Regions from separate parts of the Mus musculus genome. Here regions 2, 3 and 4 are each linked to region 1. The links are chromatin loops, found by intact Hi-C in ENCODE. Cell type or tissue: left cerebral cortex. All regions are shown on one strand.

What was found. Peaks named below come from ENCODE experiments on the same cell type or tissue, not always from the same donor. Only the 100,000 strongest peaks of a DNase experiment are listed, where the experiment ranks them.
Region 2: it touches region 1 in a loop (6-fold over the local background); 22 of 42 quality-filtered maps call a loop at or near these places.
Region 3: a loop joins it to region 1, with 2.5 times the contacts of the local background. A loop is called at or near these places in 22 of 42 quality-filtered maps.
Region 4: it touches region 1 in a loop (8-fold over the local background); 22 of 42 quality-filtered maps call a loop at or near these places.

What each region holds. Positions count from the first base shown.
Region 1 is chr10:93,483,564-93,491,563 of GRCm38, reverse strand. It overlaps Lta4h (leukotriene A4 hydrolase), which reads right to left. Exons shown (of 19, transcript NM_008517.2): 19 at 6,668-6,901. The coding sequence ends at 6,784. Hal (histidine ammonia lyase) reads right to left here and starts at 2,796. Exons shown (of 20, transcript NM_010401.4): 1 at 2,187-2,796; 2 at 1,630-1,690; 3 at 1,497-1,524; 4 at 743-817; 5 at 577-649; 6 at 399-465. The coding sequence starts at 2,433. In left cerebral cortex, CTCF peaks have their summits at 4,724 and 6,092 (motif pointing left); DNase peaks (open chromatin) are centred at 3,773, 4,711 and 6,044.
Region 2 is chr10:93,545,278-93,553,277 of GRCm38, reverse strand. Ccdc38 (coiled-coil domain containing 38) reads right to left here. Exons shown (of 16, transcript NM_175488.6): 2 at 7,773-7,823; 3 at 4,269-4,369; 4 at 2,951-3,116. The coding sequence starts at 7,809. Among named protein-coding and RNA genes, the nearest start is that of Ccdc38, 8.6 kb to the right of the region's middle. In left cerebral cortex, a CTCF peak has its summit at 4,094 (motif pointing right); a DNase peak (open chromatin) is centred at 4,094.
Region 3 is chr10:93,584,179-93,592,178 of GRCm38, reverse strand. Ccdc38 (coiled-coil domain containing 38) reads right to left here. Exons shown (of 16, transcript NM_175488.6): 16 at 7,853-8,000. It overlaps Snrpf (small nuclear ribonucleoprotein polypeptide F), which reads left to right and starts at 2,521. Exons shown (of 4, transcript NM_027246.1): 1 at 2,521-2,640; 2 at 4,056-4,181. The coding sequence starts at 2,638. It overlaps 4933408J17Rik (RIKEN cDNA 4933408J17 gene), which reads right to left and starts at 2,766. Exons shown (of 4, transcript NR_045810.1): 1 at 2,409-2,766. In left cerebral cortex, a CTCF peak has its summit at 3,216; DNase peaks (open chromatin) are centred at 2,468, 2,750 and 3,178; H3K4me3 peaks cover 1,859 bases; H3K27ac peaks cover 617 bases.
Region 4 is chr10:93,573,088-93,581,087 of GRCm38, reverse strand. It overlaps Ccdc38 (coiled-coil domain containing 38), which reads right to left. Exons shown (of 16, transcript NM_175488.6): 12 at 6,926-7,077; 13 at 5,680-5,815; 14 at 1,121-1,326. Among named protein-coding and RNA genes, the nearest start is that of 4933408J17Rik, 12 kb to the left of the region's middle. In left cerebral cortex, a CTCF peak has its summit at 3,371 (motif pointing right); a DNase peak (open chromatin) is centred at 3,386.

The DNA.
Region 1 (8,000 bases):
TGAGACGCTTGACTGTCTCCCAGGGTTGTGTGAGAATTTGCTGCCCATGGCTTGATCAAAAGCAGGGGTTCTCAACCTGTGGGTCCCAACCCCTTTGGGGCTCACATATCAGGATATCCTGCATATCAGAGATTTACTACAATTCGTAACTGTAGCCAAATTACCATTACGAAGTGGCAATGAAAATAATGTTGGGGGTGGGAGCGGGGAGTCATCACAACATCCTGGAGGAACTATATTAAAGGGTCGAAGCATTGAGAAGGTTGAGAACTACCGGTCTGAAGTGAGCTCTCAACAAATGTCAGTGTGCTTTAAAAAGAAAATGTGAATGATCTTCATGGGAACAAAATCTCCAAGTTGGGGCAGGTGGGGTTGTGGCGCCTTCATGGGAGACTTACTGTAGCTTATTGGCAGGGATTACAGTTCTAGCAAATTTTCCAAAACCTGTGGTGATGCCATAAACAACTGGAGTACAAAAAAGAAAGAAACAGACACTTTGATTAGATGCCACAGGGGTTCTCTTCCTACATTTGCCCGTAAACTAATGTTGGGACACCCCGAGAGAGAAAAGGATACCTGTTCTTTCTTTGATGATGCTGTCGATGACCTCCCGGGACTGCTGCACTTTCTTCTCAGCAATTGAAGTGAGCTAGGAGAGCATTGGCCAGGAGTGAGCATACGAAAGCCTTCCATGTCCAATGGGGACGGAAGGACACTGTCCTTCCTGTCCTCCCTCACGTACCTTTATCTTGTAACGTCCCTTGCCCAGGTTGACCAGATCCTCTGTGCTCAGACTGTCCCCATCTAGGGCAATGTACTGAACAAGAAGGGTGAGGTTCAGTGAGTGGGAGGGGCTTTGAAGGAGTAGCCTTGGATTCTGCCTGACCCCAAAGATAGTTTACTACCGTTCTGAGGCATTGATGTGCTAATTAAGAACAGGGCTGGCTTACGGGAACACTGGGCAAGAAAAATCAGAAAAACAGGGGCCAGGCTCCCCATAGTATACTCTGAGCTGGATGAAACCTGTCTTTTAGTATAGTGCTCACCCAGATATACCCTCCCCCTCCTCTTCCTCTTCTTCCCCCTCCTCTTCCTCCTCCTCCTCCTCCTCCCCCTCCTCCTTCTCTTCCTCCCCTCCTCCTCTTCTTCCTCCTCCTCTTCCTCCTCCTCCTCTTCCTCCTACTCCCCTTCCTCTTCCTCCTACTTCCCCTCCTCCTCTTCCTCCTCCTCTTCCTTCTCTTCCTCTTCCCTCTTCCTCCTCCTCCTCTTCCTTCTCCTCCTTCCCTTCCTTCTCCCCCTCCCCCTCTTCCCCCTCCTCTCCCTCCTCCCCTCCTCTTCCTCCCCCTCCCTCCTCCCCCCTCCTCCTCTTCCTTCTCCTCTTCTTCCTTGTCCTCTTCTCCCCCTCCTCCTTCCCCTTCTTAAAGTGGTAGGTGAAAGGAGGCATATTTCAGACATGACAGAGTTTTATATTCCCCACAAAAAGGAAAATAGCTTACTTTTTCAGGCTCCCGGTATTTGCTGTATCTAAAGCCAGGTAAAGGAGCAGACTAGCAATGTGGAACAGCCCCAGCCCCACCGTGTCAGGACCAGCCACCGCAGGGCTGACCAAAGGGGATGCACAAAGGATACAGGAAAACTCCTTCTGGCTGCGACGGAATGAAATCAGGAGACATCACATCACCTTCAATCACTGAAACAAGAAGGGGAGAGAGGGGCCTAGCAGGTCACAGGGTGTCACATCAGGGCAGGTGTCAGACCCAGGAATGACCCCTCCATGCACTGAGCTTGTGTTTCATAGCAACGGCTGCTGGACCGTGACATCCTACATTTTCACACGGTCTTAGCGTCTTTACACAGGAAAGCAAAAAGCAGAAAGGTAGCAGGGGGATGTACGTGGAAGATTGGTTCTAGCCTGCTTCTGTTTCTACTCTGGCAGTCCCTTACAGAAGGATTCTGTCATTGCAAGGGACTCTAACCTGCAGCCTTGGGTTCAAGTCCAGACTGTCACTGTGGCCTGCCTCTCTCCATCTATTGCAGGCTGGGGGCAGGGGGAGGTGGATGATAAAGCAAGGCTTGAGGCTCCCCCAGGGCAAGTACTCAAGTCTTTTTTTCTTGCCGTGTTCCCTGACACGGGGGTGACTTCCTCCAGGACATGCCAAGGCTCTGTTCCCCTGAGGGCCACTCACCCACTTCTACGAACTCATTGTCCTCTAAGGCCACCTCCAGCTCGTCCTCATTGTCCAGCAGGCCCAGGCCCTTGCACCGATGCACAAGGAATTGCACTTCATCCACCGAAGTGAAGCCACCATTGTCCGGTTTGTTCTTCATGTAGCGTCGCACAGCCTCACGGCCCAGCCAGCCAACAGTGAGCTTCCCATCCTGACAGGGCACCGCCAGCCATTCCCCACGCACGTGCACTGTGTACCTAGGCATGGCTCAGATGCTATAGCCCTTCTGAGCAGCAGGCCACTGTAACCAAGGGCTGGCTCCTTTCCTACAGTCCTCGACTGGGGAGAGCCTTTATCCTTTACCAGGGAGGGGAGTGTCTGCTGGGGTGTGGTTGGCAGTGAGACTGAGAGTGGACTTTCAGAACACACCCCTTCCCTTGCCTTTAGCCATTCACACTTTAAACAAATATTGATTGCGGTCTCTGGTGTTCCTTTGGCCTTTCTGGATGCTGAACTAGGTGCAGGAGACAGGGATATGGGTAGCTGAGCCCACTTTTAATGTAACCTTGTAGTTCTCTGACCCTGGAAGTCCTTCTGACCAGGGTTCCCCGTTCTCTCTCTCCCTTTCTGAGTCTGCCTTGAAAGCTGCTTATAAACACCATGTTCCCCTCTTTAGGGAATTACTCAATTGGTAAAACGCATCCTCTCGGTCAATTGTGACACCCAGAGTGTAGCAATCCCCATTCATTTATTTATTCCACAAACACGCGTTGAGCAACGCCTCCCTGCCAGTGCCCAGTGCTACCAAAGCCATTGCTCCATCAAAGAAAGCAGTTCTGAAAAGGTTGTGTTTAGACACATGAATCACCGTAGCTTGGAGGCCCTCAGCTCACTACCCTGGGGTGAGTGAGTGATCTTCCCGTTTCCTAAGCCAAAGGCAAATTCTCTAATGCCGTGATTCGCGGCATCTACCTGGGATAAATCCTGGCTGTGTGACTCGCAGTCATTTGAGTCCCCTGGGATTCAGCTTTACTCGTCTATGAAACGAATATCCCCACGGGCAGCTGGAAGGACAAAGTCAATTAGTGTGTGTCAACCCTGAGGTCCGTGCCTGCTGGATGGGGAGACTCCCAATTACTCTCACCAGGACTTGGACTTTAACACTCCACATGCCCTCAAGAGTGTGTGTGTGTGTGTGTGAATATTCCTTATCTTTGCCCCCTGGATATCCCTAGTTCAGCTAAGCTTCTTCCCTGCCCCAAACCGCTTCCCCTGCACCCCCCCCCACCTAATTTTGCCCCACCTGTGTTAAGGAACACTGATAGCCCAAGAGATTCAAAGAATTGTGTGCGCTTTAGTAGTATGTCAGTTCTGAGAAATTTGATTGAATAATCAGAAACCCTGACCTGCCTTCTACTTCATTAGAACAGTTGCTCTGTAGATAGACACCCAGATCCACATCCAGTGTCTTACCATCAGTCTATCGAAATGTATTCATCAGACAACCACACCCCGACTGTGCCCTGCAATTTGGCAACATCTCGATTTGCTATCAAGACAGAAGTTAGCTTCAGTTCAGTATTCCACCTCCAGGACATGGCCTTCCACCTTACTTAGCTCATCTCTGCCCACGGACCTGACCTCCGGTTAACCCTTTCTTCTCCTCCTGAACCCCACCGCTTAGGAAGCTATCCTAGTTGCTTATGTGGCTATGCTTAAACAGCTTCAAGGTCCTTGGGAAGCCAGAATCTATTATGTGTGTAATTTGGGATGAAACCCATACCCTGAGTCCTTACTCTGGACTGTCACCTGCTTACCCCAGCAGACTGATGTAACAAGTCCTATGACCGTGGGGGTGATGGCACCACCCTTTGACTCATGCCCCCCCCAGAGGGAACGCTCCAAGTCTTCCCTCTCTCCTCAACTTGCAGCTCATTCCCAGATACGGGCTTCATCTTTTACAACTCTGGGAAAACTGTGGCCCTCAGATGTGAACCACCTTCATTTATTCATTCATTCACCACCAAGTCCTGTCTGAATACCTGTTCAGATGTTGATGTCTGGAGATGAACAGATGCGCCAAGGCTGAGATGTCCCACTACCCCTCAGGTTGAAAGGTCACCCAAACTATCGGGTGCTCTTGCTGACATCCCAGGTAGACCCAGCTTTTGAGTGATTCCATGATATCAGTACCGGGCAATCAGTTCCTCCTAGCCATGTGAAGATTCTACACAAACCTCAAATATCATGTGGCTGACTTCTCATTTTTTTTCTCTTCACACTCTCTGGTCTCCTTTGCGTGTCAGATAACTCCAGAGCTGTTGTCTCTGTTCACCTTATGTGTAAGTCACCCTTAATCTGGGTTCGGTGGAATTCTTTGCCAGGCTATGTTAGCATGCCCATCTTTTTCACCATTTATACACTTCTGTTCTTTTAGTTCCTCGGGTGATCCTGTGCACTTGATCTGACACAGAGACAACTCAGTGCATGTGAATTAGCTGAACTTGAGCCAGTGAGAATGCATCCTTGGTCCTAGGAAAACCAGTAGCAGGGTGTGTCTCTGGCGCCCTCTAACCTTTCCAGGGAAGAAATGCAAGTGAGAGCCATGTGCTGGGAAACGGGATTATGCTGTAGCATGGATAAGTCCACCAAAGAACACAACTGGATTCAAGGATTGGACAGGAACCATCTTCGGGGTGTTCTTAATCTTTACATTTTTAGGGGGTACCCAGTGATGACACACACCCAAAGCTTATACTCTAAAACAACACTCCCCTTAGCTAGAGTTTATTTGACCAGGAGTGGGCTCAGTGGAGAACTTGGAACTGTGATTGTCGTTCTATGTGTAACCCAGGGTGAGCTGGGTTCAGAGTGCACATTAAGAGTAAGAGAAACACACGAGACAGAAGCACCGATGTCTCCGTGTTGCAGACCCTCTGTGACCCTTAAATAACATCCTTCTGCTCTGACTGCCAATGTCCCGCCCCCCCTGCCCCCCCCCCCCCACAGGTTGCACGTGGAAATGCCCCGAGCTGCAGGGTACTCTCTTAGGCCTGTCTTTTATTTGGTTCAAATTCAATCAATGGGTCTCCACATGCCGTGTGCTCTGGGGAGGTGGTGAGGCAGGCTGAATGGAGTGAGGGTACACTGGGATGCTCAGGGTGGTCACCTGATCTGTGAAGAACAGGAGACTGGGGTAAGTCCACTGGGGCAGCAGGATGGATCCAGGGCTGGGGAGCTGTGGTTTGCATATGCTCAGCCCAGGGAGTAGCACTATTAGATGTGGCCCTGTTGGAGTAGGTGTGTCACTGTGGGTGTGGGCTTTAAGACCTTCATCCTAGCTGCCTGGAAGCCAGTATTCTGCTAGCAGCCTTCAGATAAAGACAGAGAACTCTCAGCTCCTCCTGCACCATGCCTGCCTGGAGCTGCCATGTTCCTGCCTTGATGATAATGGACTGAACCTCTGAACCTGTAAGGCAGCCCCAATTAAATGTCCTTTATAAGACTACAAATATCTCATCATGGAAGCTGTAATATGTCCCAACGTATCCCATGTATTGGCTACACACCTTCACTTGCAAATGTTCATTTTGATGAGTCATTGGTTTGCTTCAAGAGCTTTGGCTTCAGTGACATCAACATGGAATTCTCACCAGGACTCTTGCTGGTTACCCTGCTGTTGTCCTGTGCCATGGAGATCCTGCAGCTTCGGAACAGCAGGACTCACCCTTTCACGCACCCCAACCATTAGCAAATGATACAGATTTTGGAATGGGACAACTCAGAGAGCCCTGGATCTGGGCCTGGATGGCTGCTGAGCTGGTCAGCCTGACAGCTCTCCCTTATCTGCATCACCAGGGCGAGCGCTTCAGCACTGCTCCAGGTAGGCCACTCAGTGCTGCCATCTACAGGAGGCTGGGGCAGCTCACCTGTGTCCACTCCACCAGGACCAGCTCTACTGTGTCAGTGACAGGGCAGGACTAGCTCTCCCATTCTCCTGATCCCAGGGTCAGCTCTCCTGGTTGCTGCAGGAGGCAATGGGAAGGGCATCATCTTCCAACCCATGCCACCTCATACCAGACAAGTGATGGGGCCGGCTATCCTGTGCTCTCACCCTTGGGGCCTGCTCACGAGCGCCCCTCAACCATGCCAGCCATACTCTGCTGCCCAGGTGAGTGAGGGGCAGGGCCAGCTCATCTGCTCTCATACCCTCGGGGCTAGCTCACTTATGCCTCTGCCATCAGGGCCAGCTCCACTGTACTGGCCAGGCTAGGTGCAGTGCTGCAGCCAGCAAGGGACAGGGCTAGCTCATTTGCTCTCATGACCCCAGGGACAGTTATCCCAACGGCCACAGGAGGTGAGGGAGGGTGGGGGAGGATATTACTCTCATATCCACATCTCATGGCAGATGAATACTCCACATTGGTTTGTAAGGGGCAGAGAATATTAGTGAAATCATGAAAAATGATTTAAAAACAAATAAACAACAACAACAAAAAACCAAAAATGACACTTTAAAATACAATGACAGCTAAAATTTTGTATTTCTTAATAGGTTCAATTTTTTTTTTTTTTAAAAAAAAGGAATTTTCTGAAATCAGCAACAATCAGTTCCTTAATCCACTTTCAGATCTCTCCCCACCAGCATCGCAGTCACGGGATGCATGCTGGCTTTATGCTCTTGGTAGGTGTGGACAGCTTGATCATGGGATTTGTCGAAGGCAGCGAGATCCCTGCAGAGCAAAGGGCAAAGGAGAGGCATCGGGAAGAGATGGAGAGAGGAGCAGAGATATCACGTCAGAGCTAAGGTTAAATTAAAGATCACAACGGAACAGCTAAGCGTCACCCATGTAAAACCAGATGGTCCTGTACCATCTCTGCATCAAATGCTGGCCCAGAGAGAGCAGATCACAGGAATTTGGAGGGAGCTACACAGAGGAGGCACAGTGAGGGGACAGCAGCGGTTACAGAGCAGTGTGGAGGGTGATTGGCTAAATACTGACCTTGCATGAGAGGGCAGACCTCTATTATTTTGTCTTTAAAAAAATAATCTTTTCAAGTTTATGCTAATCAATCATTCAAGAGTATAAACATTCTAACTTACAAAAGGAATTTCTGAAAGCTTCATCCAGTGAGAATAAAAATACCAAGTGTAGTGAAACGATTTGGCAAATAAACTGGGTAAGTATATGAAATGTAGGGTTAGTCGCTTTAAGTATGGCTATTAGTTTGTGATACAAGACAGAACATTTATTTTTCCCATAAAACGTATGTTCTTAAGTTTGTTTCTTTAGGTGTGTATGTGTGAGAGTGACAGAGAGACAGAGACAGAGAGAAAGACAGAGAGAGACAGAGACACAGAGAGACAGAGACAGAGAGAGAGTGATTGAGACTCATAGTACAATTGGAGGTCAGAGGCCAGCCTGTGCAAGGTGTTTCTCTCTTCCACTATGTGAGTCCCAGGACTTGAACTCAGGATATCAGGTTTGGCCATAGACACCTTGTCTGCCAAGCCATTTGCTGACCCCAAGGGTATATATTTGTATTTGAGGTATACATCACTCAATTTGCAGGTAGATGGGTTTTAATTCTGGTAAGGTAGTGAAGTTTGCTTTAAAATACCTTAATAAAAATTAGTTTTGTGGCCATATTTAAGAAACCTGATAATAGTTTGCACTGACACAATTTCACTATATTTAGGAAGTGTGTGCCAAGCTGCCAGACTAATCATGAAATCTGATGCTGTGACTGAAACCTTTTAAGAACATGGAACAAATACCTTAATGGAGCTGTTCTTAACTTCCACCCTGTTGCTAACACACTCTCCCTTAT
Region 2 (8,000 bases), 62 kb before region 1:
AAAAGTGATTTCACTCCAGTCAGTTGCTGATTTGAGATGCAATTCAAGGGAGATGCCTTTAAGTGAAAATTCCATATCGCTTTTCTGTGCAACCTGCCACATTGTTGAGAGAGCCTCAGATGATCATAAAAGTTGGACTCTTCCCTCTGGAGGAGCCTGTCCGATGGCATTCAGTCTTAAGAGGCCAGAACTGTTCCATTCCACAGCAAACAGCACAGAGGAGGGCTGCAAACCTGCCAAGCTGTGCTTTCTAGTTACCTGAGGACTGCTAGGGTAACAAGGATTGTCACCTCTTTTGCAAGGAACTGTAAACATGTCACTTGCCGCTTTACATGTTCTCGATGGCCCAAGACTCAACACGGAGGCACAAGATGGAACCCAGGGATCTCTGAGACCTGGTGCTGTCGCTGAGCCCTAACTATTGCCTGCCATTTACTGCTCTTCAGTCACGTATGCATCTGCAAGACAGTCTAAATCAATTAACGTTGCTTCCTCTTTTTAAGAGATGCTTTTTGGGGTCTGGAAAGTTGGCTCAGCGATTAAGAGCCCTTGTTACTTTTTCAGGTGATCCACGTTCAGTTCCCAACACCCACCTGGCATCTCAAAACTGACTGTTAATCTCAGTTCCCAGGGGATTTGACACACTTATATACATGAGGGCAAAAGACTCATATGCACAAAATAGTAAAACAAATAAACCCAAGAGTTTTTTTTATAAAAAAATTTATTTATTTTTATTGTATGTGTAAAGTGTTTTTCCCTTGCGTGTACGTCTGAGCATCACATATCTGCTTTGTTCCAGAAGTGGACAGAAGAGGGTTCCTGATCCTTTAGAGCAGGAGTCACAGGTAGTGGTGAGCCTCCATGTGGGTGCTAGGAACAGACCCTGAAGTTTCTGGGAGAGCAGCAATTGCCTTTGCTGGCTGAGCTATCTAGCCAACCCATCTTTTTCTTAAGATGGATTCATTTATTTTTATGCAGATGAACATCTTGCCTGCATTCATGCCCATGCCTGTGTGCCTGGTGCCTGAGGAAGTCACCTCAGGTGGTGATCCACTGTTGAGGATGCTGGGACCCAACCCCTGGTCTTCTGCAAGAGTCGCAAAGGGCTCTTGACTAAGCCGTCTCTCCAGCCTCATGGCTTGCTTTCTCTATGGGAGCTGCTGACCTCAAAGTCCCATTTCTTGTGAGCCATTCTGGCCTTGTTTAGCTGCAAAGGACTTCCATGTGTAGGTGCTTCTTGACCTGTGATGCACAGGAAGTGCTTATGACATTTCTGATGACCAGGTCAATAAACCAGGCTCATTTTTGCAATGATAGAAAGGTTGTTCACCCCATCAGCTTCCTGATGCTGTATGCCTGAGTCCTGTTTTGAACCACCAAAGCTCCTCCGACCTTAGGAAGTGTCTATATCTCCATACCTCAAATAGTACAGCTAGCTAGGGCTATCGCTTTCATGTAACTCGGCTTTGACAAAGTCAACACTGTTACTTGGCATTGACTTTCTTCCTTCCCAAAGGCAGGTGAAGTAAGGATCTTCTTGGAAAAATGTCTTCTTAAGCCACTTTCTTTTTGTTCTCGAGTCTATGGCAAAGAGCTTACCTGCCACATTGTAACAGGCCCCAGAACTTAACATGAATGACACCATGTTAGAGGTACCATTCTGACCTTGAAACCCAGCACGCAGGCCAAAATGGGAACAGAGACCTAGTCCATAGTTCTAGAAAAGTCCACAAATAAAAAGTCCCTAGCTATTTTTGGCTTTTATATTTCTGTGTCTTGCTTACTGAAGTGTGCCAACCAGGATATTGTGTGTGTGGGGGGGGTGGGGGTGGGTGGGTGTGGGTGTGTGCGCGCGCGCAAGCGTGTGTTATTTTGCCTTTTACATGAAAGACAAGTGGCTGTGAGACTTGGGGCCTCATGATTTGGGCAAGTTCCCCATGTAGCCACTGTCCAGCAATAAAGACTTTCCTTTTGACTTGAAGAATGTCTGTGTTGGCCTGACAGTGGTGGCATATGTCTTGAATCTCAACAGAGGCAGAGGCAGAGGCAGGTAGATCTCTGAGTTCCAGGCTAACCTGATCTGTAGCGATTGTAACCAGGGCTACACAGATAAAACAAACAAATAAACAAGTAGTTCACGTTGTGTTCTCCGGTAGCTTATCTCACAACAGTAGAGCAGCTCTGATTCCATCTTTCTCAGCACCAGAAAATCTCCCAAACGTACAATGAATAGCATATATCCAGAGCCACACCTTAAGACCAAGAATAGGGACTGGAGAGATGGCTCAGTGGTTAAGAGCACTGGCTGCTCTTCCAGAGGACCCAGGTTCAATTCCAGCAACCACATGGCAGCTCTTAGCTGCCTATAACTCCAGTTCTAGGTTATCTGAATGTGCATAAAATTAAAAAAAATAAGTTATATATACATATATGTGTATATATACACATATATACATATGTATATATTATACGAAATACCAATGTACATAAAATAAATTATATATGTGTATATATATGTATATATATATATATATATATATATATGAATAACTAAGAGTAATGTTGACTTACTGTCTTAGGATTTCAATTGCTGTGAGGAGACACTATGACCACAACAACTCTTACAGAGGCTAATATTGAATTAGGCCCAGCTTACAGTTTCAGAGGTTTCGTCCACCGTCATCATGGCAGGAAGCATGGCAGCCTGTAGCAGACATGACACTGGAGGAGCAGAGAGTTCTCCACCTTGATTAGCAGGAAGCCAGGACGAGGCTGGATTTGTTTCACACTGGGCATAGTTTAAACGTTTAAGATGACAAAGCTCGCCCCACAGTGACAAATGTCCTCTATAAAGGCCACACCTCCTAATAGTAACACTACCTACCTCTGAGCCATTCGAACACAGGAGTCTGTAGAGGGTAAAACCTCTTCGAACCCTCACACTTACCTTCTGTCAGCCTGAGAATAAGAGTGGGATCTAGCCCCAGACGTTCATAGGAGGAGCTGCCTGCGTCAGCGAAAAAAGCTAGCTGGCCAAGGTGTGAGCGACTCTTCATTCGGGACGAAAATGTTGTCTTCTGGTAGATTTTCATGCTGTGGTTTTTCATTCTCTCCTGCCCAAGATGCGAAAAGCATGAAAGGAATTTTAATGCACCAAAGTATTATACTGTTATAACGGTGCTCAGATGTAAACAGCAAAGACCTTCGGCCTTAGGCAGTTCCGGAGCTCGCCCGGGAAGAAATGTACCCAGCATCCTTTGCTTTCTTACACAGAGACAAGGATAACCTTGCAAAGGCGGGCCTTATACAAACTATCTCAGAAACGGAGACAGGAAAATGCCTCTCTAGATTAAATCAGGGAAAATATGGAAATTTCAAAGATTGTTAGCTCACTGGAGCTGAAAACTTAATGGAAGGCAGACTTCCATAGAGAGTAGTGAAAACCCACCCTTTGGATAGCTTTCAACGTCTCAGTTTAATCTCGTGTGAAGCTTGAGGAGGCTCTCAAGGCCCAGAGAAAAGCCACCCCTGGGTGAATACACTTCATGTTTCTGGCTATTTTATTCATCCTACCAAGAGCCAGGAGAGTCCTTTAACCCATTCATTACCTTTGGGAAGAAAATCAGGCCCAGTGCTGATTTTTTTTTTAATTTTAAATTACTCTAAAAAGCATTCCCTTGCCTCTCCACGTCACCACCCCCGTTCTTTCGTCTCCTCTATCCTCAAAGCACGTGTAAACTTGTTTATCCGTAACAGCTTTGACACACTTTGGCTTATTCTTAAAGACTCCGCTCCTGCCACCACAGTGAATGCTTTGGGTCTTCTTCCTACTCTTTCTTCTCTGTCCACAGAGCAGACCTCTGCTGTCTCCTTCACACAGCTCTGGCTGTAGGATCTGCCGGTCCCAAGGTGCTATCCATGGTAAGACATACTTTTATTTTGTGCTTGGCCAGTGAGGTACAACATGCCACCTGTGCAAGCTAGACCTGAAATGTAGCAATATGAAAAACCCTAGGGGGTCGGACACAAGATGGAGAGTGAGCTGTGGAGCTAGTTGGTGATGACATGGTGTAGCGGCCTTCTCCCACTAGGTGGCGATCTCTGAAGGTCCCTGTGTACTGTCTTCCCAGAATGGCGCCAAACATAGGACAAGGCATCACCGTGTCTTAACTAGTTTAGACTTAACACGTAAAACTAGTGAGATCTATGGCTGAAAGCACTTGGCTCTAACCTCTTTGGGGATGCTGATCATAAGAAAACCTTACCTTTTTCCTGGCAGCAATTTCATTTTCTTTGAAAACGAAGAGATCTTTGAAAAAAATCTTGTAGGGTCTTTCCTTTTTGAGTACAGCATCTTTTCCTTCATCTAAAAGAAAAGGAAGAAGGAAAGAGAGGGAGGGAGGGAGGGAGGGAGGGAGGGAGGGAGGGAGAGAGGGAGAGAGGGAGAGAGGGAGAGAGAGAGAAGAGAGGGAAGGAAAGGAAGGAGGGTGTAGTTAGTTCCTTTATTGGCCAGAATTATAAAGCCCCCACCAGCTGGAGTAGAGAAATGGGATGCAGGGGTCTCTGAGAAGGTGGGTTTCAGATGGATCTTGCCCTCCAGTTGAACCTGGCAGTACAGCTCCTGGGTCTCCCCGGTAAGAGCCACATCTTCTCTGCCCACTCTCTCAGGGCCCAGCATCTCAGGGGACATGAACCAGAGATGAGGAGTCTGCGTTATTACAAGCTCACACTTGGAGATGTAGAGATGTGAAGAGGACCCTGGCCCCACCAATCAGTAGCAGAGGAGTGAGATGCTGGGGCCACTTTGGAACACGCCTGCCAGCTCCTTAGAGAGTTAAGCATAGAGTACCACACACAGTAGGTAACTGGATGCATTGAAGGCTGAGTATAATGGGCCCCTTCTAGGAAAGGGGGTGTCAGCCATGGAGGGCCATGTCTGGCCACAGGGAGGAGACTGTGGGTGATTCTTGGCCGGCCTTGTGGGTTGTAAAGATGTCAAGAAGGCAGATGATATTGTAGGCCTCATGATACAGGGAGGAGAGACAGTTAGGTGGCAGAGGCTGGGCCCTGGGCAGTGCAAGGGTGTGGGAGAAGCATGGCCAACAGGCTAGGGCTCAGCAGAGAGAGTATCAGTGGTGATTAATTTCATGTCTTAACTTGACTGGGGCTAGGGTTTGCCCAAATTAGATGTTATTTTGGGTATGTCCGTGAGGGGTTTTCCAGGCGACTTTAGCATTCAAATTGGTAGAGTTGGTAAAGAAGACCGCCCATCCCAACATGTGTGGGCATCAGCCAATCCACGGAGGGCCTGAGTAGGACAATAGGCTGGGGGAGGGGGGGGACATATGCTCCCCACTGACTCTCTCTCACATGGGTGCCTTGCTGTTTGAGCTGGGTCATTTCCTCTCAGATTGCCACCCATGCTCAACTGACTGGGGCTGATCCTGTCAGCTCCCCTGGGCTCAGGCCTTTGCACTGGGCTGGACTCTAGCACCAGCTTTTCTGAGTCTCCAGCTTGATGGTTGTCTCTGTAATCCCGTGAGTCCTTTTCTCAACAGTGCATAGCCTCTCCACTGGTTCTGTTTCCTGGATCTAAGATCACGACTTGGCCTGAAATCATCCTGTGCCCCTTACCATTGAACAACAATGGATTCCAGATAGGGACATATTCCCATCTGCCCTCTCTTCACCCCTAGCCTTCTAAAGCTAACTGCATTTAATGCATTTAAGCACCAGTTACATTTAATGGGGTGTTGTTTTGATTTGGGGGACAGAGTTTTACTATGTAACCCTTGGATGTCCTGGAATTCACCATGTAGACCAACCTGGCCTTGAACTCAGAGATTTGCCTGCCTCTGCAGGGATCAAAGGAGCACACCCCCACACATGGCCGCTAGTTGTATTCAAGATAGACCATAAACCCATGATCCTTTAATTAGCTCTGTAAAGACCCCTTTTGAAAATATGTTCTTATTTTCAGGTTCTGGGTAGACTGATCTTTGGGGGCAGTATTGATATTGTATCCCCTGAATAGCACCTTATACCCAACAATGAATATGGGAATCTACCCTTTAGCCTCCTGCCTGATCCTTCTGCAGGTCTAGGGCAAGGCAACCCTTGGGCCTACAATCTACAGCTTGCCAGTTTGACAAGAGTCATTGGCTGAATCCAGGTTGCTCCAGGCTCATATGTATCTCCCTCTAGGGTGTGGAGAGTCACATCATGGCTGATAAGCAACCTTTTCAGTGCATCCCCATTAGTGTCCCATGGAAGCTGGGAATAGCGCCACAAACCCCCTGGCTTGAAGTTCTAGGGGTCAGGAGCCTGAAAATGAGTCTTCTGACAATGACCCCCCCCCCAAAATGGGGGGGTGTTTCTCTGGAGGCTCTAGGGAGAAACTGCTTACGTCTTCTGCTGTTAGAGCACGCCTACGTGCCCTGACTTGCAGCCTCTTCGTTGATATACAGAATAAATCTGTCCTCTGTCTCCGTGGTCACACTGGCTTCCCTGTCTAAGACACACCTGCTTCCACCTTGTTCAGACTTTTAGGTGATCCCAGGCCCGTCAGATAATACAGAATATTCTTTCCATATCAGGCTCCTTAACTTAATCACACTTTAAAAGGTCTATTTTGTGTAACATATTCACAGGCTCCAAGGAATACAATGTATGTATATTGTACTATTACTATTACTATGTACTAATAGGGGACTATTACTCAACCTGTGACACATAGACTCCTTTCTTAGCTTTCTTAGCTTTGCCCCTTTCTGTTTTCCTGGTTCTAATTTATTCATTCCATAAACATGCAGGAAGGGCCTTGGCTATACATTGGGGAATGCGCATTAGTAAACAAAACAGGGACTCTGCCCTTACATTGTGCTCAAGTGACAGAGGTGGGGGGGGGTGTCAAATAATAAACACAACAAATGAACATTTTTATCCTTCAAGTGACAAGGCCTGGGGTGAGCAAACTTGAGTGGAGGGACAGAGCCATTGATGAAGTGACAGATCTGTGGAAAAGCAGTTCTGACTTCCTAACAGAAAATGCAAAGGCCCTGCGGCAGGAAAGAGAGAGGCAGCCATGGGGTCTGGGGTCAGCTAGTGTCCTGCATGCCTTGACTCTCAGTAAGATGGATTGTTAGTGGGCTTCTTTGCAGGTGAATGAGAAGCAAGTAGGACCCGGAGAGCTAGGGTTGAAACCAAAGTGGCCCAGACAATGGGGGCAGAGCTGGGGGAAGTGGGGGAAGCTCTGGCTGGGCTCTGCGGAATACTTTGAAGGGAAAGCCAATGGAATTTCAAAAGGGATTGCACCCACGCTCCTCCCCTCCTCCCCCCTCCCCCCTCCCCGCGCTCCCCTCCTTTCCTTCTCCCTCTTCTCTGTCTCATTCTCAGAGAACAGAACCTTTTATCACATTGAAGCTGATTGTTTTCAGCACCTTCCATATGCAGTCAAGCTTGCTAGTTCTAATCAATTCCAATGAAGAGCACACTGAGAGAGCCCCCATGACCCTGTCTTATCATAAAGCAGGAGGATGGCAGGAGGTGGAAGAGAAAAGCTAGCAGATTCCCACAGTGCTCAGCTCCTTCTGTCCTCCATCATGACAGTAGCTGGGTTAACTGTCTTAACCATGAGAAGCTGATGCAGTTCACTGAAGGTGACCCACTCTGACTTCATGCAGCTTTCTCCCTTACCCCTAAAGCCACCACGGTCCCCAATCACACCAGGCACATAGCAAGAATAAATACATTGACTGGTTGCTTTTTACCTCCAGAACTTATTGATGTGTGCATCTGGGATGCCATTTTGTCTCCTGGTCCTGTCCAGAGAAAAGGAAATACACCTTTCAATAGTCCTGTTTACACAGGGGAGTATGTGCAAAGCAAACTATATACTTAGAATAAACAGTAAAGAAACTGTATACAGGGGCTGGAGACATGGCTCATCTGCTGAGAGCTTGAACTTGCTCTTTCAGAGAGCCTGAGTTGGGGTCCCA
Region 3 (8,000 bases), 100 kb before region 1:
AAGTGCTCTGTGCTTTAAAAGTTTAAAAGCCACAGCGACAGTCTCATGTCCTATTACGTACTTTATAACGGTGTTCTTTCAAATCTTCTGCTCCCTCACACACTGCTTTTTCTATGACCTTTGCATACAAGCACAGTATGTGTCACCTCAGGTCTTCTCAGTTTTGTCTGGCTCCTAGATCTTGGTTACAAACGGGACAGCCCGAATCCTCTGCAGTGACCGGCTTATTCAGTGTGGTCTCAAGTTCTGCCACCTGAACCTGACCCCAGAGGCTCCTTCTGCCACATCTAGGCACTCCTGTTAAACTATTAAACTGGGATCTGATTTTCGAGTTGCCACCTTAGTAAGGAGGTGGGAACTCTCCAGGGGACATTAGGAGGCAGGAGGGGACTGATGTGCAGGCAAAGAAACCCCCCAATATCTCTCTCTCTCTCTCTCTCTCTCTCTCTCTCTCTCTCTCTCTCTCTCTGATGTTCTCCACTGCCTATTTCCACAAAGCCTGTGCAGATATGGTCACATAGCACTATGCAACTAGTTTTGTCTCTGTGAAGAAACACCAACAGACTCAAAACCATAAACCTTATAGCATATGTGTCTCCTTCGTCTCCCTTGTCTTTATGCCTCATTCACCACCCCGAGATTCTGTCTGCCCATAAAGTGTTCTCATTTAAATCGTTCTTTAGAGTAGTGGTTCTCAACCTTCCAAATTGCTTGTGACCCTTTAAGACAGTTCCTCATGTTGTGGAGACCCCCAGCCATAAAATTATTTTTGTTGCTCACCCCATAGCTGAAATCTTGCTATTATGAATATCTCATACGCAGTATATCTGATACATGACCCCTGGGAAAGGGCTACTCAACCCCCCTGCCCCCCAGGGGTGGTGACCTACAGGTTGAGATCTGTGCTTTAGAGTCTGTTTTCTAAAGATGATGGGGCTTAGAAGTTGAGGAACTACAGGTCAGAGGACCTGAAACACTGCTTCTTCTGGGTGCTTGGACTTGTAGAAATATTGTAGAAAATTTGAAACTTGTAACTGGTACATCCCCCAGTCTTGTAACTTTGGTTTCTCCCATAACCTGGGAGACAAATATTCTGTCTGTCTTGGTTTTATTACGTATCTCTCCTTGTGCATTTTACTCTTGGTCCTTTGCAGAATACGGAAGACAGCTCAATACAAGGAGAAAAATACTAACATGAATCTGTCTGAGTCTAATTCCCAGTATTTCATCACCTACAGTATTAAATTAGAAGTTGGACTAGGTATCCCCAGGATTGTGAGTTTAAGATTTATAAATTTGTCAATGCTGACTGAATAAGTAGAGCATATTTGAGTGTCAGGAACAGTAATTATTCTTCCATTACCATGGGAAAAAAATCCGAGCTAAGATTTCGGTCTGATCAAAATGTATCTGAGATTAGCAGCATCATTTTTAAAATTTTCTTTATCATGTTTTGTCTGCATGTGCGCATGTGCACCGCGGGAGGGCCTGGCACCCACAGAAGTCAAAAGAGAGAGATGGGTCCCCGGCACATGAAACTTTGGATGGTTGTGAGTCACCACCATGTGGGGATGGGATTCGAACCCAGGTCTTTTCACGTGCGAAAAGCGCTCTTCTCCATTGAGCCAACACCCCCAGAATGTGTTGGCATACTTTAATAATATAAACGACAGTCTTTAGGCTTAGGCCTGGGCCAATCTCGAATCTCGAGTTATTTGGGGAATCCATGCCAAAAAAACAAAACAAACAAACAAACAAAAAACCGTTCAGGTTCATATAGGGTTAGATCTCCCGAAAAAGAAAAAAGTACTCTTTTTACACGGGTTTCATATCACAGGTGAAGCGATACTGAAATGTTGAGATTATGGGGAAATTAAACGGGGTTCTGATCGATAACTTTCCATCAGAGCGATTAACCTGTGGTAGCGTCAATAATTCCCCACATCCTATTCACAAACACACGTAAACGGACCTCCTTTGGCCTCTGGTTCTGGGAATGCTTAGACATCAGAACGACAAGAGGCCACCACATTATCCGAGACTTAACTTGACCTGGTTTCAACTGTTGTAAAGCCCCACTTGAGTGCTTTTCACTAGCACTCACGTAGTCTTGCTACCCCAGCTTCCTTTAAAAACCCGCAAGTGGACGGACATTCTGTAATAAAGAACAGTCCCATAAAAGGGGGGCCGTGCCAGAGGTGTTCCCCAAGTGCTGGATCTATGGGAGGATGACCTCCAGAACCCGATCTCGTTCTTTCAGCTGAAGGACAGACTAAACCTTCTTTAGCTAAAGAAACCAAGTCCGTTCGCCAGGGCACTTAGCTTCCCCTTGTCCCGAAGCAAAGACATTGGGGTCGCTCAATCGTTCCCACTTCGAACTTGAGCAGTGGACACAAACACACGCTTACCTGGTTGCTAGGAAACAGTACCGCCATCCCCTCCAATCAGTAAACACGTCTTTGGTGGCCAATCACAGAAGCCGAGACAACGCGGCGTGAGGTGAAAGGTCAGGCCGCTTTTGTCGGCCATTTCTCTTAGCGCGGGTCGCTTGGTTGTAGCGGCAGCCGCTCCGGTCACGAGGGGCGGGCAGCGGCGGAGTCGGCGGCTAGCGGGGTGCAGCGCTCGCCGGTGGTCGCGATGGTAAGGACGATGAGCGCCGCGGGGGCTGGAGGACGGGCGGCCTCGCGGGGCCCGCCGCCCCCTGCGCCTCCCATTCATCCCCACGAGGCGCCGCGCGGCTGGCCGCTCGCTCCTGCTCCCGACGTCGGAGGCCTTGGCGGCGCGCGCGCGGAAGCCCTTCCCCTCCCCGAGATCCCCAGCCACCTTTCCGCGTGTTGTTTGTCCCGGAGCCTGAGGTGTAGCCTAGTTTGGGCTCACAGGGTAGGGGTAAACCGAAGCGAGTTTTCCATTTCTACCTAGCACGCTCCGCAGTGCGCCATTTATTCCTTGCTGTTGACAATTTTAGCAGATTGTCCTCTGGCGCAGAAAACCCCGGCTACCCTTCCACTCATTTAATACTGATCTTAGGCGCCAGGAAGATGGGGTGGTAAGGTAGACTCTGCGTTTTCTTAGGAGTGGGAGGTAGGCAGCCGTCAAATAATAACAACAAAATAAGCAATTACAAGTAGCGGTGATTGTTAAGCAGGGAGCTGATAGGATGCTCTGAGAGGTGCACTGCCTAGTTATAACGCAGTGGAGGAGCGCTCTTCTCCAGAAGGTGTCAAATAACCAGACATCCAGGTCACAGAGCAGGTGGAAGAGTATTTCTTGCGCGAGTTCCAAGTAGAAAGTAGGTTTGACCAGTTGGAATTGACAAGAATTGACCGCTGCTTGCAAGAATGATGGTTTTAAAATACAGCCTGGGACCTTAACGCCTCCTAGGAAATATGAGGCTCTGTCAAGTGCAGTTAGAGACCATTGGAGCATTCTTTTAAGTCACAATAGTACATGACTTGATAAGTGGTTTGTGGATGATAAATTATAGGCAGCGTAAATTGGCTACTCATTTAGACCCTGTGCTCTCCAAGATTCTTTGGGATGGTGTGTGAGTGGAATGGAGTATGGGGGTGGTTATGAATTTAAAGGGAATAATACTTCTTGATTTAGCATTAAGAGGCCCTCTCACTGACGATATTGAGCTTTTTTTTTTTTTTTAATGTCTGCAGAGACCACCCTGTACCTTTATTTTGATTCCTTTAGAGCTTGGATAATGTAGGTATTTGGGGCTTTTGTCCATTCGGCAGTGCTCAAAATGGAACTAGTGACCTAAGTATCCTAGGGCAGTGCCCTGTCATTGTGTTACACACTTGCCCCACTCCCATCTGTCATTCGACATTTAATTGCATAATTCATATTTTCGTTTCTGTCAGTGGACTATGAAGTTGGCTAAATGGGTACTTAAATTTCTCTCAGACACCCTCCAGCAAATTATAAAGTGATGGTGGATCGGAGTTTACCCTGTGTCATAAAGTCTTGACTGGTGTCTCAGTAGAGAGTGGGTGGTGGAAGCTGAGGTAAGCAAAAATTATTGAGTGCTGCCTTTGGTTTTTATACAGAGTCTACCCCTCAACCCCAAGCCCTTTCTCAATGGGCTGACAGGGAAGCCAGTGATGGTGAAACTTAAGTGGGGCATGGAGTACAAGGGCTACCTGGTCTCCGTGGATGGCTACATGAACATGCAGGTATGCTGAGGAGGAGGAGCATGGGTGAGGAGCAGGAAACCAGGTTTCTACTGTGTCACCTTACTCCTCAAAGGTTTACTGAGACTGGTGGGAATGCGCACAGATTGACAATAGAAAGTGGAGTCGAGATTAAAGTATGAACCAGGGAGGAGGTTGAACCATGATGTTCTTAGGAGTACTTACACCAGAACACAGAGCTTTGACATTTGGTCTCTAAAGCAGAAGGGAAAACTAGTTTATTACAGAAAACAATGATTCAGCCTGTCTTTTTCTAAGACGTGTCTGTATAGGCGATTAGCACTATGATGCAGTGGCATTAGTACTCAAATGGAACTCTGTACCCATTAAATAGTTCTGTTACCACCTGTAATCCACCTGTAATCCAGCCCTATGATTAAGAGTGGGACTGTCTCTCATGTAAGTGGAATGTATTATAAATTCAGCTAACTTCAGATCAAAAATTCTTAAGAGAAATTATATCTTATGTTCGAGGTACACAGTCCTTTTGCTTTCTCCACTGTACTAGGCTATGATCAGTCTAGAAATTAGAAGGACATTAGGTTCTATGCAGATGCTCAGCTATTTGAAACAAGGAGCTCCAACACCCTTGGTCCTAGAGGCCCTGGAACAAAGCCCCATAAATGCCCTGGGGTAGGCTTTTTGTCCTTTTGTCTGGTTTGATTATAGCTTCAGGATTCATTGATAGAAGTTACTGCTTTTCAGGACTGAATAATATCCCGTTATATAGCTATAACGCATTTTTACAGTCTATTATGTTTGTTTGGTTTTTTTAAAACATTATTTTATGTGAGTACACTGTCACTTTCTTAAGACACACCAGAAGAGGGAATTGGATTCCATTACAAATAGTTGTGAGCTACCGTGTGGTTGCTGGGAATTGAACACAGGGTCTCTGGAAGAACAGTCACTCTTAACTGCTGAGCCATCTCTCCAGCCCCATCTGTCCAGTTTCTTGTAGGGATCAAGCCCAGACCTCTGTACATGCTGACCAGCAGTCTGCCACTAAGCTACATTCTCAACCTGTTCATTCATTTTGATTTCTAGTTTTTAATTTTATTTTATGGATGTCTTGTCAGTGTACTATGTATATGCCTGCTGCCCATCAAAGTCAGACAAGGGCATCCGTCAGCACTCTAGAACTGCAGTTATGGATGCCGTGGGCACCATGCGGATGCTGGGAATTGAACCCAGGTCTTCTGGAAAAGCTGCCAGTGCTCTTAACCTCTGGCCAACTCTCCAGCCTCAAACAAGCATTTTTCCAAGTCTACTTTTAACTCTTTGGAGTATATACACAAGTCGGATTACTGGTTCGTTGTTTTTGAGTAGATGTCATATTGTTTTTCATAGCAGCTGTGTGGTTTTGATTCCTTCAGATGGTACCCAAGAGTTACAGTTTTCCACATCTGCACTAACACTTGTTTTCTACGAGGTTCCTCTTTTTAATGTATAAATATTATTCTCCTGATCTGAAATAGTATCTCCTCTTGGCTTGCATTTCCCCAATGACATTGGGCACCTTTTCATGTGTGTATTAACCATGTGCTTTCATCTTTGGAGAAATATGTTACTCACATCCTCTATTTATTTATTTACTTGTATTTTTTAAGACAAGGTACTCACATCCTCTATTTATTTATTTACTTGTATTTTTTAAGACAAGGTCTCATTATGTAGCCCTGGCTGGCCTGTATCATGCTATGTAGTCCAGGCTGGCCTAACTCAGAGATCTGCCTGCCTCTGCCTCCTGGGTGGTAGGATTAAAGGCATGTGCCACTTTGTCTGTTTTTAATTTTTTTGTGTGTTTAATTGTAGTTTCTGCCCAGATTTTAAAGGTTACTTAGGTGGATATATTAACTAGAAATCCAGCTAACAAGAATATGGAGAGATTTGGTCTGGAAAATTCTTGAAACGAGTTATTTACAAAAGCTGTAGAAAAGTCTGGAAAGTATGCCTGTAGTGGTGAATATAGTGTGGGATTAGAAATGAGAGTTCAATGTTATGAATACACTGAAAACCCCAGAATGTTTTGTTTCATCCCTGTCACTTGGTGTGATTCTGTGAAAAAAAGCCTGTGATTCTGTCATTCCTGGGATAGAAGCAGGAGGATTAGAAATTAAAACATCATCCCCATTTCACAGGAAGTTGCAGGCCAACCTGGAATACATGAAACCCTGTTGAAACAAATGAACCACCTAATAGTTGATCTTGCAGTTAATGTAGTGTCCCGAGGTATAAAATGTATCTCTGAGCGAGCCCGGTTTCTGAGTTGCTTCAGTTAGCCAAAAGGTATTGGTTGTCTGTTTGGTACCATGAATATAACAGTGAGCAAAACAAAGTCCATATCCTTGAGCTTGTTCCAGTGGTGGGAGATGGTTGTGGACCACAGATGCGTAGGAGTGATCCACAGCATGGCGGTAAAGCAAAACCAGGGTTATGAGTGTGCAGTACTGAACAGCCTCGCCTCCAAAGAGACCTTTGGCATCTGGGACAAAATCATATCTGTTGGAAGGAGCAGCAGATGCAAAGCTTCTGTCCACGGGGATTGGGGGGGGGGTACTAGGGTGTTTGAGGTACAGACAAAAGGCCAGAGTAGAAGGTGGGATGGCAGTCACTGAAAGCCTTTCAACAGTAGTGAGGCTTTTGAATTTAGTAAGCTCTAAACTTTGGGTCATTAGTATAGATACAACTTAGAAGCCATTTAAGTGTTAGGGAAATGTCAAAAATAATTAATCCATGTGTACCATTAATCTCAGCAGTTATGAGCAGAGGCCGGTTAATCTCTGAGCACAAGGCCAGCCTGGTCTACAGAGTGAGTTCTAGGACAGTCAGAGCTACACAGAGAAACCCTTTCTCAAAAACATAAATATCTACATACACACACAATTACATTCCTTCTGATAGGAGTTATATACAAAATCATCTCACAAACATTTGTTCTAGTGACAACATGTTCTCTGGTTGCTTTGTTTTCCTACAGAGAAACAGCTTGCATGTCTTAAATGCTTTATGCCAGCCACATCTACCTATGTCCACTGCCTGCTTATGAAAGACGCTTCCTTCTCTTCTCTTGTTCTGCCTTTGGTGACCCCATATAGCACTGGTGGATATTTTTTTTTTTTAATTGTAAGAATGATAGCTAAAGCCGGGTGTGTTGGCGCACGCCTTTAATCCCAGCACTCGGGAGGCAGTGAGTTCCAGGACAGCGAGGGCTATACAGAGAAACCCTGTCTCGAATCCCCCCCACCCTAACTAACTAAATAATATAACTAAATAATTAGTTTATTTTAGCTGCTGAAATAGCTAAAGATTTTTCATTTAAAATTAGAATAGAATTTGCAAAAGTAACCCTAAAGATCATTCTTGATTTACACACCCCCACCCCTCCACCCCCATCCCCATTGAGTACATGAGATTTTAAAAATCTTAACTTTTTTTGGTTTGGTTGTTGGCTAATATATTTTAGCCATAGCTTTTGTACACCCATTTGAACAAGTTAATATGATTCATAATGTTTTACTCTAAGAAAAGTTAATGTCTGGTTCTTTGGAGCTGAATTTTCAGAAAATTTTAAGAATTATAACTTACTCAAATAAGCTTTCTTCTTTGAGACACTTTAATAGCAGATAGAAATAACATCTAGAAGGCTTAATAACTTTGAAACGAGCTTTATTATCCATGAGTTCTATACCCATGCATGTCTTAATGAATATATGAAATCCAAAGCTACAAGAGTGATGGGAAGATAATCTTAGAGCTACTGTTTATGGATCCAGTGTGAGTTGTTGGTGTGGAGGAGTC
Region 4 (8,000 bases), 90 kb before region 1:
GTTAGGTACCATTAAACAAAGCAGTTCTTAACCTGTGGGTCACGACTCCTTTACGGTTGAATGACCTTTCCATCAGATGTCCTGCATCATATCAGATACTTACATTATTCATAACTAGCAAAATTAGTTATAAAGTGGCGGTGAAAATAATTTTAGGGTTGGGGGTACTACAATGTGAAGAACTATAAAGGCTTGGATCACTATTAGGAAGGTTTAGGGCCACTGCTCTAAACTTTGGAGAAAAAGTTCCTTTAATAACTGGAACTGAATGCATATTACTGTTGAAAACAGATTGTCATTGCACTCCCTGGTACTGTAAGGAACCTGAGGTCATTTGGAAGGAGTTGTCCTCGGCTAAGTCTGCTCAATGCTGTGTAAGAGCTGTCTGAGTCACCTTCATTTTTACATGAGAGAGAGAATATCCTCCATGCATCAGCAATGTAACATTAATGGCTAGTATCTTTCAGACATGTTCAGTGGTTTTACATCGTTAATTTGATACATCGTCCCTATGACGTAATCACTCATCGGCTTTGCCTACATGTCATGTGGTAGTAGCAGCCATGTTATAGTGATAATCGTTCCAGACAAAATGCCTATAAAGATCCTCATTTGACTTGTAGAGATCTGCAGGGATGAGGTCTCAGGGATGACGGTCATGTGAGGTCTGTGGAGATAAATGAGTGGGGGTGGAGTGCCAGCTAAAACATTGCATAGTGTCACCTAAGAGTTGCCATTCCTTTATAGACCGAATCACCTGTGGTCATCTAAGGACAGACCCTTCACCACAGTGCAGTTCTTTCTTCACATGACAGCCTCTGAGAAATGTTCATATGACTTGAGACCCTCCTCCTTCCACCACAGCCATCCTAATTGGGTCACTTGTCTCTGATAAACCTTGTGTTTACCCAGATCGTTTGGGTCACAGTGCCCATTGCCTGTAGAAATGATAACACTTATTTCCTAAGAACATTCTCTGTGGGAGGGAGGGCAGGGCTGAATCCTCCACTGCATTCCCATCCTGCAATGTTTGCCATATAGAGACAGCTAACAGTGGGGTGGGATTTATGCAAACCAGCCATGTAACCCATTCGATATACTGAGGAGACTGTCACAGTACTTTTGCCGTCGCTCCTTCTGTTTGAGCCTTTCGATCGCTTCCACGTGTTCTCTGGGAATAGATTCAATGAGGTCGCTCAGCTCCACCAGGCGAGACTCTACTTTGACCAGTTTTTGAACTGCATTCAAGCTGCCAACCTCAGCATCTCCGATGCAGACTCTATACACTTGATTGATCTTTTTACTAAGAGAGTCTATTAGCTTTTCCTGAGCGCAAGAAAAAAAAAAGCAGAAAACGTTCCGTCACTATATGGTGGCTCACTGTCAGTAAATGCAAAATTCCATTCTACTGTTACAAGAGGAAAGCTCTTTAAGCATCATCATCATCACCGTCACCATCATCTCGTGCTGGGGAGAGGACCCAGGACCTAATACATGGTAAGCAAATGTTCTACCGCTGGGTCACACCCCACCTGCTCCCTAAATGTTTCGAAAGACAAATCACTGAGAATCAGGTAGCAAGGAGAATTTGTATTATAATTTATAGCCAGATCATTATTACAGTGACACCTTGGATTGTATTAAAATATATACAGTGTATAAATATATATATATATATATATACATATATATATACATATATATATATATATATGTAGATAGATAGATGAATAAAATTATAAGATAGTATCTTTTGGCTTGAATGTTTCTGTTGACCAGATTTCCTAAATGTTCCAAGTGCCGACAACATACACATACACATTTCAAATCACTTTGTACCACCAGTGGCTTAACGTGTGCCCCTCCCGGTTTTATTGTTGAAAACCCTATAATGCTGAATGATAGGTATGTATCCGCATATGTGCCCAGTCCCCTTCCTGAGAGGGGACCAGAGGGCAGGGACCACTGCTTATGTTACTGTGCACACCTAAAACAGTGCCTTGCACATAACTACACAATAAATGTTTGCTGAATAAACGAGTGCCTTCTTTCAGAGAAATGCATGTACAAGCAAACAGATCCCTAGGCCGACCAAACAGCCTGCTGGGAGTTTAATTTTTGAGGTCTCCGTGGGGAAGCCATTGCTTTAAGTCTAAGCTAAGGAGCACGTAGGCCGAAGCCCGCCGATCCCTGTACCTCGCCACTTCGATGTTTTACTTGATTCTGCAGTCTCTTGAGCTGGTAGATAATGTATTTCGGGAGATGAAAGGGATCCTTTTTCGCCACGGGCTGGCTGATACTCCTCAAGAGGAACTCAATAAACTTCTCAGCAAAGTAAATCGCTTTCCATGTAGGCTCCTGCCTCAGGATTGCCTGCTTCTGCTCAAGAAGATGAGAATCACCATAAAGACAAGAAAAACACACCCAAGGCTGATGTGACTCCCTCCACTGGGGAGACCCATCTGGAACCATAAGGGCCTCACAGCCGCCATGCCATCGCTTAACGCCAAACAAGGTCTGCCACTTCCGGCAGCTTGTTGTTCCCACCTCTCGCTTTAACGGATGTTCCAAAGATCCTGTTTATCACAAAGCTCCTAGTTTCTCACTTTCTAAAAACTTACTTTATTTTCACTTATATTAAAAGAACAGTCCTTAAAAAAAAAAAAAACCCTAGAGAAATATAAAATAACACAAAAGAAAACCATAAATGTGCCATGACGTCCCCTCTAGCATAGCACTTACTTTGTTTTCTATTTAGAGAACTCCACATTTCTTAGAGATAGCTAAAGGACAGACAAATATAAAAAAGAGAAAATAGTGGAAGTACCCCACCCAACGGGGCGACACACTGCATATTAAAGAGAAGAAGAGTAATCAGGATCTTAGTAGAAGATGTGGCTCATGTCTATAATCCTAGCACACGGGCTGGGAGAGTGATTGCCACAAGTGTGGGACAACATGGGCTAGGCCAGCAGGGTTAAATTTGTTTTTGAAAGAAGAAAAACCTATCTTGCCCTAATGTACATGGGAATTTCAAGAAGTTAATGCTTGTTTAAGTAAAACTGATAGGAGCATGTTCTTTTTGATGGAAAGATACTTGAACGCAGAGTTAGGCATGGACAGATGGAGACTTTATATGGTGTCTTTTTCTTTTTTTCTTTTTTTTTTTTTTTTGTCTTTTAAGATCCCTCATCAAACAGGAGAGGGAACTACAAGGCGAAAATGGATTAAGAACTAATAGAAGGAAATGAAAGATGGCTTATTATGAAAATGAGATTGAGTTCCTGGTCTAAGACAGCAAAGGAAAAAAAGGGTTCCAGAATAAGGCCAACTAGAGACAAGAGAGATGTGCAAATGGGTCCTTTAAATTGCCACTAGAGGGCGGGCTTGGACCAGAGCTACTCAAGTTGGAGGCCCTGGCAGCAGGCCAGGTTCCCCAGGGCCAGTGTTCCCCAGGGCCAGTAGGCAGGAAGATGGATCCAAGACTGGGGGTACCAGGACAACTTAGGTGTACGTCCACAGTGAACAGGACCTGATGGACCAGAGCAGTGTTTCAAACTGGAGGCTTGTCTGGATGTCCGTGTGTCATCCGTGTTGATCTTTCCATTACGATTCAAAACAGTAGCAAAATTACAGTTCTGAAGTAGCAATGGAAATAACGTCATGGTTGGGGCTCACATCACGAGGAACTGCATCAAAGGCTCGCAGCGTTAGGAAGGCTGAGAAACCGCTGCTTCAGTGCTGGCCTAGTGTGCGTGTGAGGCAGCCCAGAACTGCGTGAGACTGGGTGGTGGTCTGTGCTGGTAATCCCAGTCTCAAACAGGAGGTGCAGGAGGAGAACTCCAAGGTCATCCTCAGCTACATAGTGAGCATGAAGCCAGCTTTGGATAATGAGATTGTGCCTAACAACAGCAACCCTCAAAACAAAACACTTCTAAGTTTTCCATTTCTCTCTCCCTCCATATCACTTCATACTCTTGGAAGACTGTAAGTTATTAACACCATGTTCCAGAGTGTGCCTGCAAATTGTACACATTTATACTTGTGATTGTTCGTTGATCGAAGTCTTGAGGAACTTTTGAATCAAGTCTCTGTTCTCTGCGCATTGAGCCCTGGGCCTTTCACAAACTAGATTCTCCCTTCTCATGGTTGACTCAATGTTTAAAAGTATTGAGCATGACATTTGCGCCCCCTTAGCTGCCCTAAAGCTGAGATTAAAGTGGTTTGGTTGTGGCGTGCCGTACCATTAGCTAGCAAAGATAATTTATCTTTTATTTGACAGGGTGGTCAGCTTCACAGTTATTTAAGAGTTGGATAGAAACAATACAAGTGTCCATCAGATGAATGTCAACCAATACAGTAAACAAAGTACTGTTTAGGATGGAATATCATTCAACAAAATTCTGATACACGCCACGGCATGGATGAACCCAGAGAACCTTATGCTTTGTGACACAAGCTAGACATTACAAGACACATCCTGCTCAGATTCACGTATATGAGCTATGGAGAAGAGTCGAAGTCAGAGACAAAGAAGCAGAGGCTGAGCAGTGAAGGGACCAGGAACTTGTGTTAAATGCATATGCAGTTCTTCTTGTACAAGATCAAAAGCATTCTAGAGATTGGTTGCAAAACAACGTGAACGTATTTACCACCACCAAACTGTACGTTCAAAAAAAATGGTTACAATGTCCAACTTTATGCTTCAGTGGTGGCAGAAAAGTTCTGGAAATAGACCGTGGCGACAGTTATGCTACGTGAAGGTACTTGTGCCATTGAATTGCACACTCGAGATGGTTAGGTGGCAGAGTTTTGGTAGAAGTGTATCCCTGATGAAAAGAAATGGTTGATTAAAAACAAAAACGAAGAACTGGACGGTTACAATCAACACATTTCCTGCCACAGCTTTTGCTTTTAGTAACCCTGCCTGTCTGCATGTAGGGGAGGATGGTCATCTGTTTCCTAAAGTAGCCTGTTCCTCAAATCTACTTCTGCCTAAAAGTCAAGATCACAGCCATACATGTGATGTTAGCCCAATGCGGCGTCTTTGGATTCAAATTCCATGAGGCTTTCCCAAGAAACCAGTGGTTGTTAGAGTTTGTGGATCTGTAAACTAACCTGATCATTCATTCAACAAACATTTATTGAGCATCGACACTTAAGGGAGCTCTGGACTGAGTTCACTAACAAGAAGTTAGGATGGTCCTTGTGTGGAGGGCTCTGCATGCAGCTGGGAGAGGTGAACCTATCAGTAAAATAAAGGTGTGAGGATGTGTCATGGGTGCTGGGAGACAAGCCAATCTATTTAAGCCCAAAGAAGTTGACACATATTCTAGGCTCTGTGCTTGGGCCAATTTTCCATGCAGTATTAAGTGTGTAGGTTCATGACATGTTCTGTCATTGAGTGGTCACATGAATTTGCCATCAAAACGAATAAACTATATCACACACAACATAGCAACAAAGAAGGGCCATTTGAAATAACTAGAACAACATTTCACGTGAACCCCCTGGACGATTCTTCCATATTGACAAAATAATTCCACGCACTGGTTTTCCACACCCCGTCAACAATTTATGGATTGCCCTAACTCTCCCCGTGTGTCAAGTGCTCAGCACCCAGGGAGGCCAGATCATTACCGGGAGACAAAATAAAGTTACCACAGGCCAAGAAGGTACCTGAGCATCGGAATTGAATTCTCCAAAACTGAAGAGCCTGGACCTCAGCTCCAGCTCTGCTGCCTTCTCCTCCTCTCGTTCACAGTTCATCCTGAGCATATGTTTGTGCTCCAGCAGGAAGGAGATGTTGTTGTTTCTATTGCAAAAGAAGGAGGGGACCCTCGTCTGTAACTCAAAGTTGAGGGACTCAGCCCTCTTGCTGGCCACATGTCAGCACCTGGCACCCAGCAACCACAAAGGGGTCAGCGTGTGATGACATGGCCAAAGTGCATGTGTGTGCATTTGTCATGCGAGTGAGAAAGGTGGGGGGGGAGGGGAGGGGGGAGAGAGAGGAAGAGTGAGAGGGAGGGAGAGAGGGGAAGAGGGAGAGAGAGAGAAAGAGGGAGAGAGGGGAATGGGGCAAGAAGGAGAGGGAGGAAGGGAGAAAGAAGGAGAAGGAGGGAGAAAGGGAGAAGGGGGAGTGAGGAGAAGGAGGGAGAGGAGGGCCTGTGCTCACCACGCACGCACACAGGTCACAAGAACAACCTCAGGTATCAATCCCCATTTTTCACCATGTTTGAGAAAGGCCTTCTTCCTGTTCTTCCTTCTTCCAAAATGTGTGTGTGTGTGTGTGTGTGTGTGTGTGTGTGTGTGTGTATGCGACGGCCTATGTGGACGTCACAGGCAGCTTGGAGGACTCGGCGCTCTCCTGCTACTATGTAGATTTCAGGGATTGAACTCTACCTTGGCAGCCTTTACCCGTCTCAGTGGCCTGGGGTCCTGTTTTGGCAAATGCCAGTGACCTTCTGGGCCGTCTCTTGTCTCTGCCTCCTGTTAGGGGCACTGGGCTCACAGGTGTGCACTACTGTGTGTGGCTTTTGTGCAGACTCCCCTCCTCATGCTTGGTCAATAACTGTTCGATCCCCTGAGGCAGCTCTCAGGCCTACAGCCAAGTCCACGGGAGGCAAATAAAAGCTTACATGCAGGTGTTAATTTCCATTGGAACAGATTTTCTGTCCTGAAGGCAGTGATGCCAAAGGGCACCATTTCAACCCCTCCAGCTAGGAAAATGCTTCAAGAGCGAGAGGAAGCAGGAGGAAAGTTAAACTCAAACCAATCTAGTCTGACCAGATGTCAATTCTTCCTTTGGACCCATCATGTAAATTGTTATTAATTAAAACCCCAGCCTACACCAGGAGAGGGGCCATCATGAGTGGTTGGATATGGTCTCTGCTTAGTGACTGTTGAATAGGAGGAACCCACTCACATCTTATCCTGTATAAATTTTTCTCTTTTGTTGACATCTTCGAGATTCTCATCCACATCTTGGGAATACTGAACCAAGGTGAGGTTCTGCTCTTCCAGCTCCGTGAAGACCTGCAGCAACTCCTCTGGCTCCTTGAAATAAATCTCTGGCAGCTAGTCAATCAACAGGGAAGAGAAGTGTCTCATAATACGCTCATGTGATTTGTCTAGACAGCATAGGGAGGGAGCTGTCACTCAGCTCTCCACCCATGTGGCAAGCTACTTGAGAAAGTCAACTTTTAAGGAGGGACTATTTACGTTTGCCCTGGGACTATGGGAAGTGCATAGTGGCAGAGTAGCCGGTGTCAGGATCGCATGGCGGAGGCCACTTCACTATAACCACGAGGTAAAGAGAGAAGACACCAAGGGTCCCCTTCTCTTTCAAGAGCCTACCCCCAATGACCTAACTTCCTTCCACTAGGCCCCATCCTCAAAGACTCCACATCTCTGCAGATGTCACAAGGTCTGCAGCGGTGACCCTACCCTCCCAGCAATAGCTGGGGACCACATTTGGAACACAAATGTTTTTGGAAATGTTCTGGATACTCACAACAGCTTGGAGTATGGGGGGGGGGGGCGAGAGAATCGTAAAGGAACCTTGTTCCCAGGGAGAGATGGCAAATGGGAAGAGATGATTTGGGCTATGGGGAAAGATGGGGGATGTTAAAGAGGAAAAGAGGGAGGGGAGGAAAGGAGAAAGGTTTTATTAGAGGAGAAGTAGAGGGCAGGAAGGGTGGAAAAGGAAAGATAAGATGAGGAGATAGGAGGCTGATGAAGGCTCATTTCTTCCCAAGGCTAATTATTTGATATGTAGTGGCTTTTTAAGAATATGTATTGCCTTGGCAAGAATTTTCAAAGATGACATATATTAATACATGTGTTCATTATTATTATTTATAGCAGCCTTGACACAGACACAACAGAAATATTCATAGATAGGCGAATAAAGGAAATGCAGTACACATACACACAGTATGGAATATTATTCAAAGAGATGTTTCTTCTACAGTACATTTGTGTGTTTCTGCACATGTGTG